2 separate regions of the Homo sapiens genome follow, and region 2 is linked to region 1. Evidence: chromatin loops called from intact Hi-C (ENCODE). Cell type or tissue: heart right ventricle. All regions are shown on one strand. Region 1 overlaps MPV17L-BMERB1 (MPV17L-BMERB1 readthrough). Region 2 overlaps MARF1 (meiosis regulator and mRNA stability factor 1).

Region 1 (8,000 bases):
TTTGCCACAGTGTAGGTCAGAGATGATGCAAAATTGAGCTAACTTAGGCAGTAGGAAGGAGGAGGAGAATCAGATTTGGGAGCTATTTCCAAAATAGAGTCAATAGGATTTGTTGACTGACTGTGGCAGAGAGTGTTGGGATGTTGCAGAATAAGGTACCAAGGATATACTGAGATTTCCAACTCGGATGGAGCAGGTATGGGGGCTGATATAGTGAATCTGACTTTGAATATGATCAGGTTGAGGTTATAAATCCCTCTTCATGGGCACTGCCATGGTGGTTTCTTGAAACACCTTTGAGAGGTGATGTGGGATGTGGCGAAGTGTTTAGGCTTTGAGACTGGCTGGCTGAGTTTGAATGCTGGTTCTGCCATGTGTTAGCAAGTAATTTACTTACCCAAACTCTCTGAGCTACAGCCCCTGTCTCACAGGATACTACAGCATAGAATGAAGAAGGATAAATCTGGTACAGTGCCCAGCACATAGTAACCACGCAATAAACATCAGCTTTAAAAAAACAGACAATGCGGGCTGGGCGCAGTGGCTCACGCCTGTTATCCCAGCACTTTGGGAGGCCGAGGCAGGCGGATCACAAAGTCAAGAGATCGAGACTATCCTGGCTAACTTAGTGAAACCCCGTCTCTACTAAAAATACAAAAATTAGCTGGGCATGGTGGTGCATGCCTGTAATCCCAACTACTGGGGAGGCTGAGGCAGAACAATCGCTTGAATCTGGGAGGCGGAGATTCCAGTGAGCCGAGATAACGCCACTACACTCTGACCTGGCGACAAAGCGAGAAAGCGAGACTCCCTCTCAAACAAAAAACAGTCAATGCTGCCTGTAATCCCAGTATTTTAGGAGGCTGAGGTGAGCAGATTGGGCTGAGGTTGGGAATTCAAGACCAGCCTGGCCAAAAGGTGAAACCCTATCTCTACCAATAATACGAAAAATTAGCCAGGCGTGGTGGTTCATGCCTGTAATCCCAGCTACTTGGGACAGGCGTGGTGGTTCATGCCTGTAATCCCAGCTACTTGGGAGGCTGAGGCAGGAGAATCGTTTGAACCTGGGAGGCGGAGGTTGCACTGAGCCGAGATCGCGCCATTGCACTCCAGCCTGGGGGACAGATTGAGACTCCATCAAAAAGAGAAAAGAAAACCACAAAAAAACTCAGACAATTCTATAATAGAGGGAGAATACGCATGCAACCCAGGGATTTTTCTCAGATACCCTACCCATTCTCAAATAGCATGTGCTCTAAGCTCCTATGGTAAAAGCTTCATGCCCCTGCAAAACTCACACACCTGATCCCACTCCTCAAGCACTTCATGGAGAAGCAGCAGCTCCCAGCTCTATAACAGATAGGGGATTTCAGGTCCTAAGTCTTGAGAGCAAATATTTCCTCAACTTCTTTTCTCTCTCTCAAGCCTCCTTTAAGAGGAATACATACTATGCTTTCTGGAACTCTGTTCTACCTTCCAAACCCATTTATATCTTTTACGATTTTTTTTCCCCAAGATTGCGGATATTTTCTATTTTTTTTCTGGAGACAGTCTCGCTCTGTTGCCCAGGCTGGAGTTCAGCGGTGCGATCTCAGCTCACTGCAACCTCCACCTCCCGGGAGGAACTGCCAGACCATCTTCCAAAGAGGTTGCAACATTGTATATTCATGGTATGAGAGATCTAATTTTTCTACTCAATGTCATTTTAATGGTGTGGTGTTTTGTTTTGTTTTGTTTTGTTTTGTTTTGTTTTGTTTGAGACAGGATTTCACTGCCACTCAGGCTGGAGGGCAGTGATCCAGTCATAGCTCACTGCAGCCTCAACCTCCTGGGTTCAAGTAAGCCTCCCACCCCAGCCCCCTGAGCTGCTGGGACCACAGGCACATGCCACCACTCCCGGCTAATTTTTTAATTATCACTTGTATAGATGGGATCTCCCTATGTTGCCCAAGCTGGTCTTGAACTCCTGGGCTCAAGCAATCCTTTTGCCTCAATCTCCCAAAGTGTTAGTGAGAGGTGAAGCCCGCTGCATTTCCTGTATGGAGTGGGGACTTGGAGAACTTTTCTGTCTAGCTAAAGGTTTGTAAACGCACCAATCTGCACTCTGTAAAAACTCACCAGTCAGCGCTCTGTGTCTAGCTAAAGGTTTGTAAACGCACCAATCTGCACTCTGTAAAAACGCACCAATCAGCAGGACATGGGCAGGGACAAATAAGGGAATAAAAGCTGGCCACCTCCAACCAGCAGTGGCAACCTGCTTGGGTCCCCTTCAACGCTGCGGACGCTTTGTTCTTTCGCTCTTCACAATAAATCTTGCTGCTGCTCAGTCTTTGGGTCTGCACCACCTTTGTGAGCAATAACACTCACTGCGAGGGTCTGCGGCTTCACTCCTGAAGTCAGCGAGACCGTGAACCCACCGGAAGGAAAAAACTCCAGACACATCTGAACATCTGAAGAAACAAAGTCCGGACACACCATCTTTAAGAACTGTAACACTCACTGCGAGGGTCCACAGCTTCATTCTTTAAGTCAGAGAGACCAAGAACCCACCAGAAGGAATACATTCCAGACACATTAGGATTACAGGTCAATGTCATTTTAATAGGTTTTTGGTTTTGATTTGGAGACTTCATTTGGTAAATTCTCAAAGAGTCAGCACTCAAAATATCAGCTAACACGTTGCTTCAACCCAAGAAGGATGATGATCATGATGATGATACTAACTTGTACTGAGGACCTCCTATGGGCTGCCATACTTTATCTCATTTAATCATAATAGTCCTCTGGGGCTGGGTGTGGTGGTTCATGCCTATAATCCCAACACTTTGGGAGGCCTAGTCAGGCGGATCACCTGAGGTCAGGAGTTCCAGACCAGCCTGGCCAAAATGGTGAAACCTCGTCTCTACTAAAAATACAAAAATTAGCCGGGCCTGGTGATGTGCGCCTATAATCCCAGCTACTCAGGAGGCTGAGACAGGAGAATCACTTGAACCTGGGAGGTGGAGGTTGCAGTGAGCCAAGATCACACTACTACACTCCAGCCTGGGCAACAGAGTGAGACTCCATGTCAAAAGAAGAAGAAGAATAGTCCTCACCACTACACTCCAGCCTGGGCAACAGAGTGAGACTCCATGTCAAAAGAATAATAATAATAATAATAATAATAGTCCTCACCACTACACTCCAGCCTGGGCAACAGAGTGAGACTCCACATCAAAATAATAATAATAATAATAGTCCTCAGAATAGATAATAATGTCATTAGCATTTGAAAGAAAGTGAAGATTAAAGAAATTAAGGGACACAACACACAGAGTCACACAGCCAGCAGGTGGCAGAGTCAGGGCTCAAACTCAGATCCTCTGGATTTCACGGCCCGCATTTTTGAAAACCATGCGATTCTCATAAGCTCAGTGTCATGGACGTTTGAAATTCTCAACATGCTGGATGAAGTATCAAATTACCAGGATGAGATTGCATTATTTTTCCTTTCAATCAAGCAAAATGACAGTTATAAAAGTGTCTTGCACTGGCCCCTGCTGCCTTGGCTCTTTATAATCACCCAGGATCCCTCCAAGTCCTTGGCATTCCCAGCAAAGCCGAGGCACTGAGCCAGGACAAGCAGCCAGGGCTCGGGGGCGGTGGCGGGGGGGTGAGGGGGTGAAGGGGAGGGTGTGGGGGGGTGTTGCTGCTTAATACTTCCATGCAGATGGTGACTTCAGCCAGTTACTGAACTTGAAGCATTATCACCCTATGCTAATGCAAACAGACAGGGTTCTGGGGACTGTGGTGGCAGGGATAGTTTGTCCTCTAGGATTGTGGAATTGTATTACACACTTTTAGAAATGAAATGTATTCGTTTTTGAATTCTAAAACAATATGGGCTCAATATAGATGGTTGGAAAATTCATAAAATTAAAAAAAAATCTTTCCCAAATTTCAACTCTAGAAACAACCATTGTTAATATTCTCTTGTATTTACTGCTAGTCATTTTATTTTTCATACCTTAAAACCATTATTTATTGCTGGGCGTGGTGGCTCACGCCTGTAATCCCAGCACTTTGGGAGGCTGAGGTGGGCGGATCATGAGGTCAGGAGATCAAGACCATCCTGGCTAACACGGTGAAACCCCGTCTCTACTAAAAATGCAAAAAATTAGCCGGGCGTGGTGGCGGGTGCCCGTAGACCCAGCTACTCGGGAGGCTGAGGCAGGAGAATGGTGTGAACCCGAGAGGCAGAGCTTGCAGTGAGCCAATATAGCACCACTGCACTCCAGCCTAGGCGACAGAGCAAGACTCTGTCTCAAAAAAAAAACAAACCACCATTATTTATTTATATTTTAGAGACAGAGACTCACTCTGTAGCCCAGGCAGGAGTGCAGTGGCACGATCATAGCTCACTCACTGCAGTCTCAACCTCCTGGGCTCAAGCAATCCTCTCACCTCAACCTCCCGAGTAGCTGGGACTATAGGTGTATGCCACAACAGCTGGCTAATTTTTTTTTTTTTTTTTTGGTAGAGACAGGGTCTTGCTGTATTCCTCAGGCTGGTCTTGAACTCCTGGCCTCAGGCAATCCTCCTGCCTCGGCCTCCCAAAGTGCTGGGATTACAGGTGTGAGCCACTGCACCTAGCCTGATTTCTTTTCTGATTATAAAAGTAATACAGGCCGGGCTTGGTGGCTCATGCCTGTAATCCCAGCACTTTGGGAGGCCAAGGTGGGCAGATCACTTGAGGTCAAGAGTTTGAGACGAGCCTGGCCAACATGGTGAAACCTCATCTCTACTAAAAATGCAAACATTAGCTGGGTGTGGTGGTGGGCACCTACACTCCCACCTACTTAGGAGGCTGAAGTGGGAGGATTGCTTGAACCTGGCAGGTGGAGGTTACAATAAGCCGAGATCAAGATCGTGCCACTGTACTCTAGGGTGGGCAACAGAGTGAGACTATCTCAAATAAATAAAAGTAATACGTATACTTTGTAGAAACATTGGAGAATACAAACAAAACATTTATTATCATGACATACATAGGTAGTCACTATCAATATTTTGGTGTATGACATTTTAGTGTTTTTTCACCCTGGATGTGTATACATGTTTGTATATACGTAAACAGGTAAAATTGGAATCACAGTAGCCGGGTGTGGTAGCCCATGCCTGTAATCCCAGCTCTTTGGGAGGCAGAGGCAAGAGAATCACCTGAGGCCAGGAGGTCAAGACCCACCTGGGCAACATGGCAAAAACTACATCTCCGCTAAAAATACAAAAATTAGTTGGGCAAGGTGGTGCATACCCGTAGTCCCAGCTACTAAGGAGGCCTGGGCGGGAGGACTGCTTGAGCCCGGGAGGTGAGCAGTGAGCCGACATCCCACCACAGCACGCTAGCCTGGGTGACAGAGCGAGACTCTGTCTCAAAAAAAAAAAAAAAAAGGAATCACAGTATTTTTAAATTTCTACCATTATCATTCTATAAAATATGATTGAGATTACAGTGTGCACTTGATCTTAGCCAAAAGATCCAGAATGACAGCTCACACTTTATATTACAATTTGTATTCTACTTTTCCTGATATTTTGATTAAATTGTGCTATGTTTTCCCTATGACATTTCCCTATTACATTTCTTTGTAAACATCATTTTAAATAAGTGTACAGTGTTACATTGCAGGCATACCATAAGTTTAGCCATTTCCCTTTTGTAAGATACTGACCCTTTTCTAATTTTTTCTACAGTTTACATAAATTGTAAAAAAAATATATTGTGTGAATGTATTTTTAGTAATTCAGATATTCCTTCGGGTAGATTTCCATGAGTTGAATTTTTAGATCCAATAGATGTATTTTTTCTTTTTTAAATTATAAAATATTTTAATGTAGAGATAATTACATGACAAAGATCCCTAAATGCACCAACCGTCTTTTAAGGGATACACACCCTTTTATTTATATATTATGTCTGTAAGATTCATCCATTTTGTTGGTAGTAATTTGTTTGTTTTTTTTTTTTTTTTTTTGTGAGACAGGGTTTCACTCTGTGGCCCAGGCTGGAGTGCAGTGGCATGATCACGGCTCACTGCAGCCTGAACCTCCCACGCTCAAGTGATCCTCCTGCCTCAGCCTCCTGAGTAGCTAAGACTACAGGCACACACCACCCATGCCTGGCTAATTTTTGTATTTTTTGTAGAGAAGGGATTTTGCCATGTTGCCCAGGCTGGTCTCGAACTCCTGGGCTCAAGCGATTTGCCCACCTCAGCCTCCTCAAGTGCTAGGATTACAGGTGTGAGCCATTGTGCCTGGCCAGTAGTTTGGTCTTTTTCGTTGCTGTGCAGATTCAGTTGTATGAATATAGCATAATTTTTGTCCATTCTATTGTTGATAGACATTTGAGTTGTTTTCATTTCTTGTCATTATGAGTAAAGCTCTTAACATTGGTGGACACAAGTATGTATTTCTCTTAGGGATATATCCAGGAATAGAATTGCTGCCAGACAGAAAAATATATATGTATTTGTAGCTTTAGAGGGTATTGCCAGTCTTTTTTTATTTCTTTCTTTTTTATTTTGAGACAGTCTCACTCTGTCGCCCACGCTGGAATGCAGTGGCGCAATCTCAGTTCACTGCAATCTCTGCCTCCCGGGTTCAAGCGATTCTCCTGCCTCAGTCTCCTGAGTAGCTGGGATTACGGGCATGTGCCATCACGCCTGGCTAATTTTTGAATTTTTTTAGCACAGACGAGGTTTTGCCATGTTGGGCTGGTCTTGAACCCCTGACCTCAGGTGATCCGCCCACCTCAGCCTCCTAAAGTGCTAGGATTACAGGCGTGAGTCACCACGCCCAGCCATTATCTCTCATTTTCTAAAGTGGTAGTACCATTTTATACTCCGAACAGCAATAAATTGTAGTTACATTCTTACTAACTGCTAACTCATTTATTTACTAGCATCTGGACTAACATTTGGTATTGTCAGTCTTTTTAATTTTAGTCATTCTGGTAAGGGTGTAGTGCCCACCAGCCATCTCCAACAGATTTTAACATATATGCTTCAGATCTCTTTTAAGAAATATAAATTTAAATATTCATTAGTGAATCTAGTAAGGGATGTGTGTGCGTGTGTATATATATATATATTGTATATATACACACACATATACAAGAAAATAACATACATATTATATAAAATAACGTATATATACACATACTGTATATATACACACACAAACTATATATATATATGTGTGTGTGTGTGTATTTTGGAGACAGGGTCTCACTCTGTCATCTAGGTTGGAGTAGAGTGGTGTGGTCTTGCCTCACTGTAGCCTCGACCTCCCAGGCCCAAGCAGTCCTCCTACCTCAGCCTCCTGAGTATCTGGAATTATAGGTGTGTGCCACCACACCTGGTTAATGTTTTAATTTTTGTAGAGATGGAAAACTGCTTTGCTGCCCAGGCTGGTCTCGAACTCCTGAGCTCAAGGATTCCTCCCACCTTAGCCTCCCAAAGTGCTGGGATTATAGGCATGAGCCACCGCACCTGGCCAAGGTCTGTATTTTTCTTATTGTACTAAACTTGCAACTTTTCTGTAGATTTAAAAATTTTCAAAATACTGTAAATAGTTTAAAAATATATAAATTTTAGATATAGCTGAAACTAACTACTTACCCTTTCCCAGCCTCCTAAAGTAATTACTATCCTGAATGTAATGTTTATTGTTTTTTTTTTTTTTTTTTGAGACAGCGTCTCACTGTCACTGAGGCTGGAGTGCAGTGTCATGATCTCAGTTCACTGCAACCTCCGTCCCACGGGTTCAAGTGATTCTCCTGCCTCAACCTCCTGAGTAGCTGGAATTACAGGTGTGCGCCACCAGGCCCGGCTAATTTTTTTTTTTTTTTTTTTTTTTGTATTTTTAGTAGAGACGGGGTTTCAGCATGTTGGCCAGGCTGGTCTCGAACTCCTGACCTCAGACTAACCGCCCGCCTCAGCCTCCCAAAGTGCTGGGATTAC
Region 2 (8,000 bases), 190 kb after region 1:
ACACCCTCTGACACTGGACTCCCCAGTTCTCCTCCTGACCTGTATCTTTCTTACTTGGAACTTAAAGGCACTGGCCCTGGAGGCTGGCAGATTTGAGTTCACATCCTGACTCCACTTCAACCTGTGTGACCTTAGTCAAGTTCCACGACCAATCGGGGCCTCACTTTTTCCATCTGTAAAATGGGGTGATGATAGCGCCTATCTCACAGGGTCAATGTGAGGATTAAGTGTGGTTAGGCCTGGACAGAACTTGGCTCATAGTAAGTGCTCAGTAAGTGTTCCCTGGTCTTCTCACTGTCTGACCAGTGTTTTCTTCCCAGTGTCCTACATATGCTCAGATTCCCATCTACCAAACCAGCCCCTGGTCCTCTTCCACCTCCCGGAGAGACACACTCTCCCTTGTACTCTCATTCTCAGTCTCGTACTCTACCCTGTCCCTGTAATGGAAACATCCAGCTGCTCAGGAGCTGCTTCTGCTGTGTTACCCCCGAGTCTCTCAGCCCCTTCCCTACTGGATTTTAGCCACAGGACTCTGTAGTGATGACTCAAAAGTTATCAGCGGCCTCTGCCTCATCCCCACACCTCATGCATTTCCTCATGGCCTTGGATCCCCCCATTCCTGATGTGCTCTCTTGGCACACATCCTGGGTGCTCGCCCACATCCCTGGCCCTGGTGGCATTCCATCCATTCCTGCCCTCTATTTCTCCTTCCCCCTCCCAACCTTATCTGCTCTCTAGTCTGTCCCAATCGTCTTAAAGGCAAATGACTGCCCTATCTCCAGAGCCTACTTCTCTCCCAAAGAAGTCCCTCAATGTGCAGAAGACTATGTGACCTCTCCACCCAGCTACTCCAATGGCCCCTAAAACCTGAATGTCCAAAACCAAGACCAAAAACTTGCTGTACCTCCTTGCCATGCTTTATTTCCCTATTTCCAGTTTAACTGTGCAACCATCATCCCAGTCATGCAAGGCAAAACACTCAGAATCAAAATGACCTCTCCCTTTTACCTTGCTTGCTACATAAAACTAGTTACTCTGGCTGGACGTGGTGGCCCGTGCCTGTAATTCCAGCACTTTGGGAGGCCTAGGAGGGAGAATCACTTGAAGCCAGGAGTTCAAGACCACCCTGGGCAACATAGCAAAACCCCCTCATTACAAAAATTAAAAAATATTAACTGGGCAGGATGGCGGATGCCTGTGGTCCCAGCTACTCAAAAGGCTGAGATGGGAGGATCATCTGAGTCCAGGAGTCTGAGGCTGCAATGACCTAGGGTCGTGCCCCTGCACTACACCCTGGGTGACAGAGTGAGACCCTGGCTCAATAAAAATTGTTTTTAATAAAAAAAATTAGTTACCCACTCTAGTTTCAATGACATTTGACATTTTGACATTTCTGTAACATCGAGTTCTGTCCCAACAGTATCTGCTCTGAATTTGGACTGATGTAGCTACTTTCCCTCTCTGCCTCCTTCTCTCCCCTGTTCCTGCCCTCTCAGACACCACTGCTACGAGAAGAGTCTTCCTGCAGCATGATTCCCATCACCACACCTTTCCCCTCCCCTCCTTCCTCCAGCACTTCAGTGGCTCCCTATTACCTGTGGGATAATGGCCAAGTTCCTTGTTCTTCCCTTCCTCTGTGTTCTCAAAGCTTTTTCTCCTCCTTTCCAATCAGTTTTCTTCACTGTCCATAAGGATTCACGAGCATTTTCTCTTCCCGCTAGACATAAGCTCCTCAAGGACAAGACCTAAGTCTTGCCCAGTTCTGCCTTCTCTGCAGTGCCTTGGTCTTGTACTCACTAGTCCCTGCTAAGCATCTACTATGGGCTGGGTGCTTAGGATACAGTATTATGGCAGAGCTAGTCCCTGCTGTCCTGGAGCTTATAGTCTAGTGCTTAAAAATGTTCATCCAATAAATACTAAAACTTGGCCAGGCGCAGTGGCTCACACCTGTAATCCTAGCACTTTGGGAGGCTAAAGTGGGCAGATCACTTGAGGTCAGGAGTTTAAGACCAGCCTGGCTAATATGGCGAAACCCTGTCTCTACTAAAAATACGAAAACTTAGCAAGGCTTGGTGGCACATGCCTGTAGTCCCAGCTACTCGGGAGGCTGAGGCATGAGAATCACCTGAACTTGTGAGGCAGAGGTTGCAGTGAGTTGAGATTGTGCCACTGCACTCTAGCCTCGGCAACAGAGCGAGACTCTGTCTCCAAAAAAATTAAAAAACAAACAAACAAACAAAAAAAACAAACTAAAGCTAGTCAATTAGGGGAAAAATAAGCACAACACTGAGGACCAAAGGTCTAACTTTGTTAAAAATAAAAGACGTTTTAAAACTGTCTGCTAAACATTCATTGACATGTAAATCTGAATGCCAGTGTCTCTGTCTCCTCTCCTCTACCAGGCTGAAGTTCCTCAAGAGTCATTACCATGGTTTTGTGCATGTAAGCCACCAATCAGTACTGACTGGATAAAGAAAAAATATACCTAACTTACTTTTTTTCATAGATATCTGTAAATTTAAACAGAGGCAGGCAACAGGCAGGGGCATCCTGAAGAACAGACATTGTTTCTGCACTGTAAAACAGAAGTTTGATTAGGGAACAGACCATTTCCTCCATATTACAAGTTATATAAACAGAGTTCATAAAATTAACCCAGTGCATATGCAAAATAAATTTACGGATTTCTGGTATGTCAGAATGTATTTTCCAGAAAAATTTAAAGAAAGGATTTTAGGGACAAGGCAATGAAAGAAGATTACGTTACACAGTAGAATTAGTATCAATCATAGGGTTTTCCACACCAGTGGAGCAGAAAAGCATGATGAATTCAGAGCAAAAGGGAGAAGAGCTTAAATATCTCCTGCCACACTGCAGTTTGTTAGATATATGTGATTGGCGTTCCCATAGATAAGGATACACAACTGAATACAACATAATCTCAACTACAGTTTTAAAAAACCAGAGGCACCAAAAAACGCTCAAAGGGAAAAAATCCAAACAAAACTAAAAGAAGATGCCAAACTGTTAAGTGCAATTGGCTTTGGGCCATAGGCCTGTGGATGGTTTTTTTTCCCCTGCTTCTTTTATGTTTCTAAACTTTCCAAATTTTCTTCAATAAGCATCATTTTTATTCTGAGAACAACAACAAAAAAAAAACCCGTAACTCGTAATTTAAGTAATAGTGAAGTACAAGTTAGAAAAAAGATCTCTGATCATCCAAGGAAACACTCAGGAGTGGGTCCTGTTTTGCCAGTCTCCCCGAAACAGGGAGACCCAAAGAAGTATCACATTTTACTATGAATAAAACCATCACCAGACGCTTGAGACTGAGATAGTCTTAAGGTAGACTTATGGGGCTGAGTATCTATTTGACACTAAGGATATATCTGCAAATGGAGAGCTTGAAGATTTGTAGATCTAGTCTTTACACACAAATCTACCTTCTACCTAAGATCTCAAGGTAATATTTTAGACTTTTCAGGCTTATAAACTTTTATTGTAGGGGTCTACTATTTTTAGAACCTATTTGAACATGTTGCGTATTATTTTACTCCCAAGTGCCTGTCAAGTTTAAGCTGTATTCCAGCTTTGATTAATGACTTAGACAAGAGTCAAATGGCTTGTTTCTAACTGTATCAATCTAGAATAAGCATTATTCCACATGCAATCATCACAAGGGGGTGGGAATGTGATTGAATCTATTTTTATTATTTCTAAAATTGTTTCTGGGTCAAATGTTATTTCCTGAAATAAACAGCTTGCTTGTTTCTTACCTCAGTAAAGAGAGTGATTTGCTGGCAGCCCCGGTGGCAAGTGAGACCAGGATCTTTTTGCTGCCAATTTTGTATCTGTGGAGGCTATTCACTGCACCGATCGCATCTTGTAAGTTTTCCATTTGCACAACAGCCTTGAGTTGATAATCTGTATGGGGGCTGAGCTCAACACTCTTCACCTACAACAGGAAAAGCGAAAACTAAACGCTATGTCCGCCCAGAACCCTGTCGTCTTAAAACTGAAGGTGAACCATGAAGGAACACATTTGTCGACTGCAGCGCTTCCATGAAGGAGTATGTCTGAACTCTGCTCTTCTGCTGACCAGGACGTAAGAAAGTGAGGATAGGGTGACCTTTAGAGATGTGACACTGGCCCGGCCTGCCTGTGTGCTCTGGCACACACAGGTTTCCAAGGCAGGCTCAGAGGCCAACACATGGGAAGAGTGTTTGGGGTCTTTTCTAGACTCTACAAAACCCAGGACATGGCCATTTTTAAGAATCTACTAAAAAGGTGCATTTTTAGCAAAATTGCACCTAAAAAATGAGTCAAATATAATAAGGCATAAACAAGACCAGCCAACATTATTTTAGAATCCTACCTGTATTTCAGCAGGAAGAGCTAACTGAAATCCATCAATGTTTTACTTATCAAATTGCCTTTTTTTTTTTTTCTTTCTGAGATGGAGTCTCACTCTGTCTCCCAGGCCAGAGAGCAGTGGCGTCATCTCAGCTTACTGCAACCTCTGCCTCCCGTGTTTAAGCAATTCTCCTGCCTTAGCCTCCTAAGGAGCTGGGACTACAGGCGTGCACCACCACGCCCGGCTAATTTTTTTTTAGTAGAGACGGGGTTTCACTCGCCAGGCTGGTCTCAAACTCCTGACCTCAGGTGATCTGGCCGCCTTGGCCTCCCAAAGTGCTGGAATTACAGGCATGAGCCGCCATGCCTGGCCACAAATTGCCATTTCAATTTCTGCCTAAGACAAGAGCTTTTCACTGCTAGGCGTCTTGCTCTCTGGGGCTAACATTGTAAAAACTGGATTTATAGCACCACCCTGAGCAGACCAAAGGGAAAAGGAAGGAGTTCAAACTTGTTCAGTCACACTTCTATCCCGGCTGTGGTTATGTATATCAAATTAGGTCCTCTTGACTAGAGACTCCATCAGAGAGTATAACAAAGCAAGCACAAGAGGGAAAAAGTTACCTTGCCATGCCTGGCAAATGCTTCCTGCAGGAGCTGCTGCAGCTCCTTCCGGGATAATCTGTAGTCTATGTTGCTGACTTGGACATCAGCACCATTTGCAAATGGGTCTGGGCAGTCGGCTTCGCTGCTCGAATTTGCAATGTTGAAAGCAAGCGGGGATGCTCTGTTTAAAAGGTTTGGAGACATACTCCTGCTTAAAACACACATATTGACATTATTTTAAAAAACTGTTCTGTATATTTAGATTTTATCATTTAGGCTTTGTTTGAAACTATATACAGAAGCAGATTTTCCACAACACAACCAAACCAAACATTTGGTTTTCAAATGTGTTTTTAATCTTTTTTTTTTTTTTTTTTTTTTTGAGACAGAGTCTCGCTCTGTCACCCAGGCTGGAGTGCAATGGCACGATCTCGGCTTACTGCAACCTCCACCTCCTGGATTCAAGCAATTCTCCTGTCTCAGCCTCCCCAGTAGCTGGGACTACAGGCATGCACCACTACACCCAGCTAATTTTTTTTATTTTTGGTAGAGATGGGGTTTTACCATGTTGGCCAGGCTGGTCTTAAACTCCTGACCTCAAGTGATCCACCTGCCTCAGCCTCCCAAAGGGCTGGGATTACAGGCGTGAGCCACTGTGCCCAGCTGTGTTTTTAATCTTAAATACACATTGATTTCAGACATTGTCAAAAGTACTATCTACTGACCCCTAATTACCGCCAACCAATTAATATATATTCTTCCTTTGGGTTAAAGCTAAAGGCAGGAATTAGAGGCAGTCCTGATGAATTAACCTTCTGCTTTGTGCATTATCCTTAGGAAATCAGCCTGTGATACCAATTTAAGGCGTCTAACCTCCTCTGTGTCTCTGAAAGAGTTAAACGTTCTTGCCTACATGTTACAGTTCTTTCTGCACATAAGGAAAACTTTTATGTGGCTTTTTAGATGTAATTTTATAGATCCATAGTCACTTTCTCTTTTTTTTTTTTTTTTTTTGAGACGGAGTCTCGCTCTGTCACCCAGGCTGGAGTGCAGTCATGCGATCTGAGCTCACTGCAACCTCCACCTCCCAGGTTCATGCCATTCTCCTGCCTCAGCCTCCCAAGTAACTGGGACTGCAGGCACTCACTACCACGCCCGGCTAATTTTTTGTATTTTTAGTAGAGATGGGGTTTCACCGTGTTAGCCGGTTAGCCAGGATGGTCTTGATCTCCTAACCTCATGATCCTCCCGCCTCGGCCTCCCAAAGTGCTGGGATTACAGGCGTGAGCCACCACGCCCGGCTGATCCATAGTCACTTTCTACAGTGATCTGCCACCAACTCAGCAGAACAAACACAATGCTAAAAGGAGCTCATGGGAATGCAACACGGCCTTACGGCTTCTCTGTCTCCCAAGCATCAAGAATTCCTTGGTGTGAGAGACAGTGATAAATAATTACCATGGTTTACAGAAAACTTTACTTCCAAATAGCTTCCTATACAGAACCATATGAATCAGAACCACCAATGCACGGCTCGTTTGGGCTTTTTCCTCAACACAGCGAACATAGGGACATCTTTACATGCCCCCCTGCACTGGCCAGGGACTCTCCAACAGGCTTCTCTTTCTGACCTCTGCTTACCACAATTTCCAGATGGAGGAAGAAGAAATGGTGAAAGCATTGCCCCTAAATGTTAACGATGATTACCTGAGGAGAGGGGGACTGGCAGAAGAGTGATGGGAGACTTACTTTGTGCATTTCAGTACTATCTGAATTCTTTTCAACAAACATACTATTTCATAATCCTTCCTATTACATGTAACCACCCCCATGGGTCAAGAAGCTGGACTCACCTAGAAGACCAAGACTGAGATGCGAGCAGAGGACTGACTTGCCTGGATGCAACTAACTTGCTAAAAGCAGACGGGTAACTCACTTGGAATACAGTCTCCTCTTTATCTTTTTTCTCTACAGGAGAACTGGTAACACTTCGGGCACTGAGGTTCTCCTTTCTAACAGAAGGGGAAAATTGAAGGCAAAAGGTCATATGTCTTCCTTCACATTCAAGAAGCAGCTATGAGAAAGAGTAGTTTCACATACTTCTGACTGGTTTTGTAAACGGGTTCTGCCACCCCCGAGTTTTTCGGCGTCGACACTGCAGCACTTGAGTTACCGTGAGTGGGTACGACCAGCCTCAGGTGACCTTGCTGGTGCTCACTGTTTCTATGACCAGTTTTTGACTCCATGCGGCACAGCTCCTTCAAAGACACAAGCACAGTGGGGTTTAAATTTTAAGTACCCAAGATGTGTTAGATCCTTTACAGAAAACGATTGACTTTGAGTATCATCAAACACTGAAATCAAAAAGGGACACGCCAAAAGCAAGCGGGCACGTAAAACACAGAAACAAACCAAACCTACCATAAACTTCAGAAAGCAAGAGGTATCAAAATTACCTGTAAACTTTTAACATTTGTATTTTTTGTAGCAGATCCAGAATTTGCCTGTGACCCTTTTCCAGGCGTGGCTTTGGCACTGGAAGATTGTTCACTTGCATCTTTGATGAGGCACAATTTTGGATTCTTAAGTTTTTTGGGAGACTTCACTTTATCAGCAATTGCATTTGAACTCTTTGTTTCACAGAGTTCTCTATTTTTTGGAGTAAATGACACAATGATCCTATTACCAAAGACATCTTCGTTTTCCATTCGCTTCTGAGCGCGCTCTGCACTATCTTGGTTTATGAAGCGGAGAATTGCACTGCAGCCTGTGATACTCAGCACTTTCCCACCACAATTATCGGACAGGCGTCTGAGCCTGTTGCTGACGCTCTTGCCATCCTTATTTGCTGGTAGGTTATAAACATAGAGCAGAGTGTGGCACTGCTAATACAGAGGAAAGAAGTGTTACGTCAGGTTAATTCAAGGGCACACATTCAATTTCAAAATAAGAACAATGGGTGACCTCCAAACTTCAGTTAACAACTTTGAAGAGAAGATGACAGTGATTTAGATGGGAGAGGGTAAATTATTTAGTGTTGA

What was found. A loop is a pair of places that touch in the nucleus more often than their neighbours do. Peaks named below come from ENCODE experiments on the same cell type or tissue, not always from the same donor. Only the 100,000 strongest peaks of a DNase experiment are listed, where the experiment ranks them.
Region 2: a loop joins it to region 1, with 6 times the contacts of the local background. A loop is called at or near these places in 5 of 110 quality-filtered maps.

Annotation. Positions count from the first base shown.
Region 1 is chr16:15,424,414-15,432,413 of GRCh38, forward strand. The region is part of intron 1 of MPV17L-BMERB1 (MPV17L-BMERB1 readthrough); the gene reads left to right. Among named protein-coding and RNA genes, the nearest start is that of BMERB1, 6.2 kb to the right of the region's middle. In heart right ventricle, a CTCF peak has its summit at 3,338 (motif pointing right); DNase peaks (open chromatin) are centred at 3,348 and 3,608; H3K4me3 peaks cover 376 bases; H3K27ac peaks cover 1,168 bases.
Region 2 is chr16:15,617,957-15,625,956 of GRCh38, forward strand. It overlaps MARF1 (meiosis regulator and mRNA stability factor 1), which reads right to left. Exons shown (of 27, transcript NM_014647.4): 8 at 7,416-7,844; 9 at 7,060-7,217; 10 at 6,813-6,971; 11 at 4,978-5,167; 12 at 3,777-3,955; 13 at 2,495-2,575. Among named protein-coding and RNA genes, the nearest start is that of MIR6506, 11 kb to the left of the region's middle. In heart right ventricle, no CTCF peak of the experiment used is centred here; no DNase peak of the experiment used is centred here; H3K4me3 peaks cover 757 bases; H3K27ac peaks cover 4,077 bases.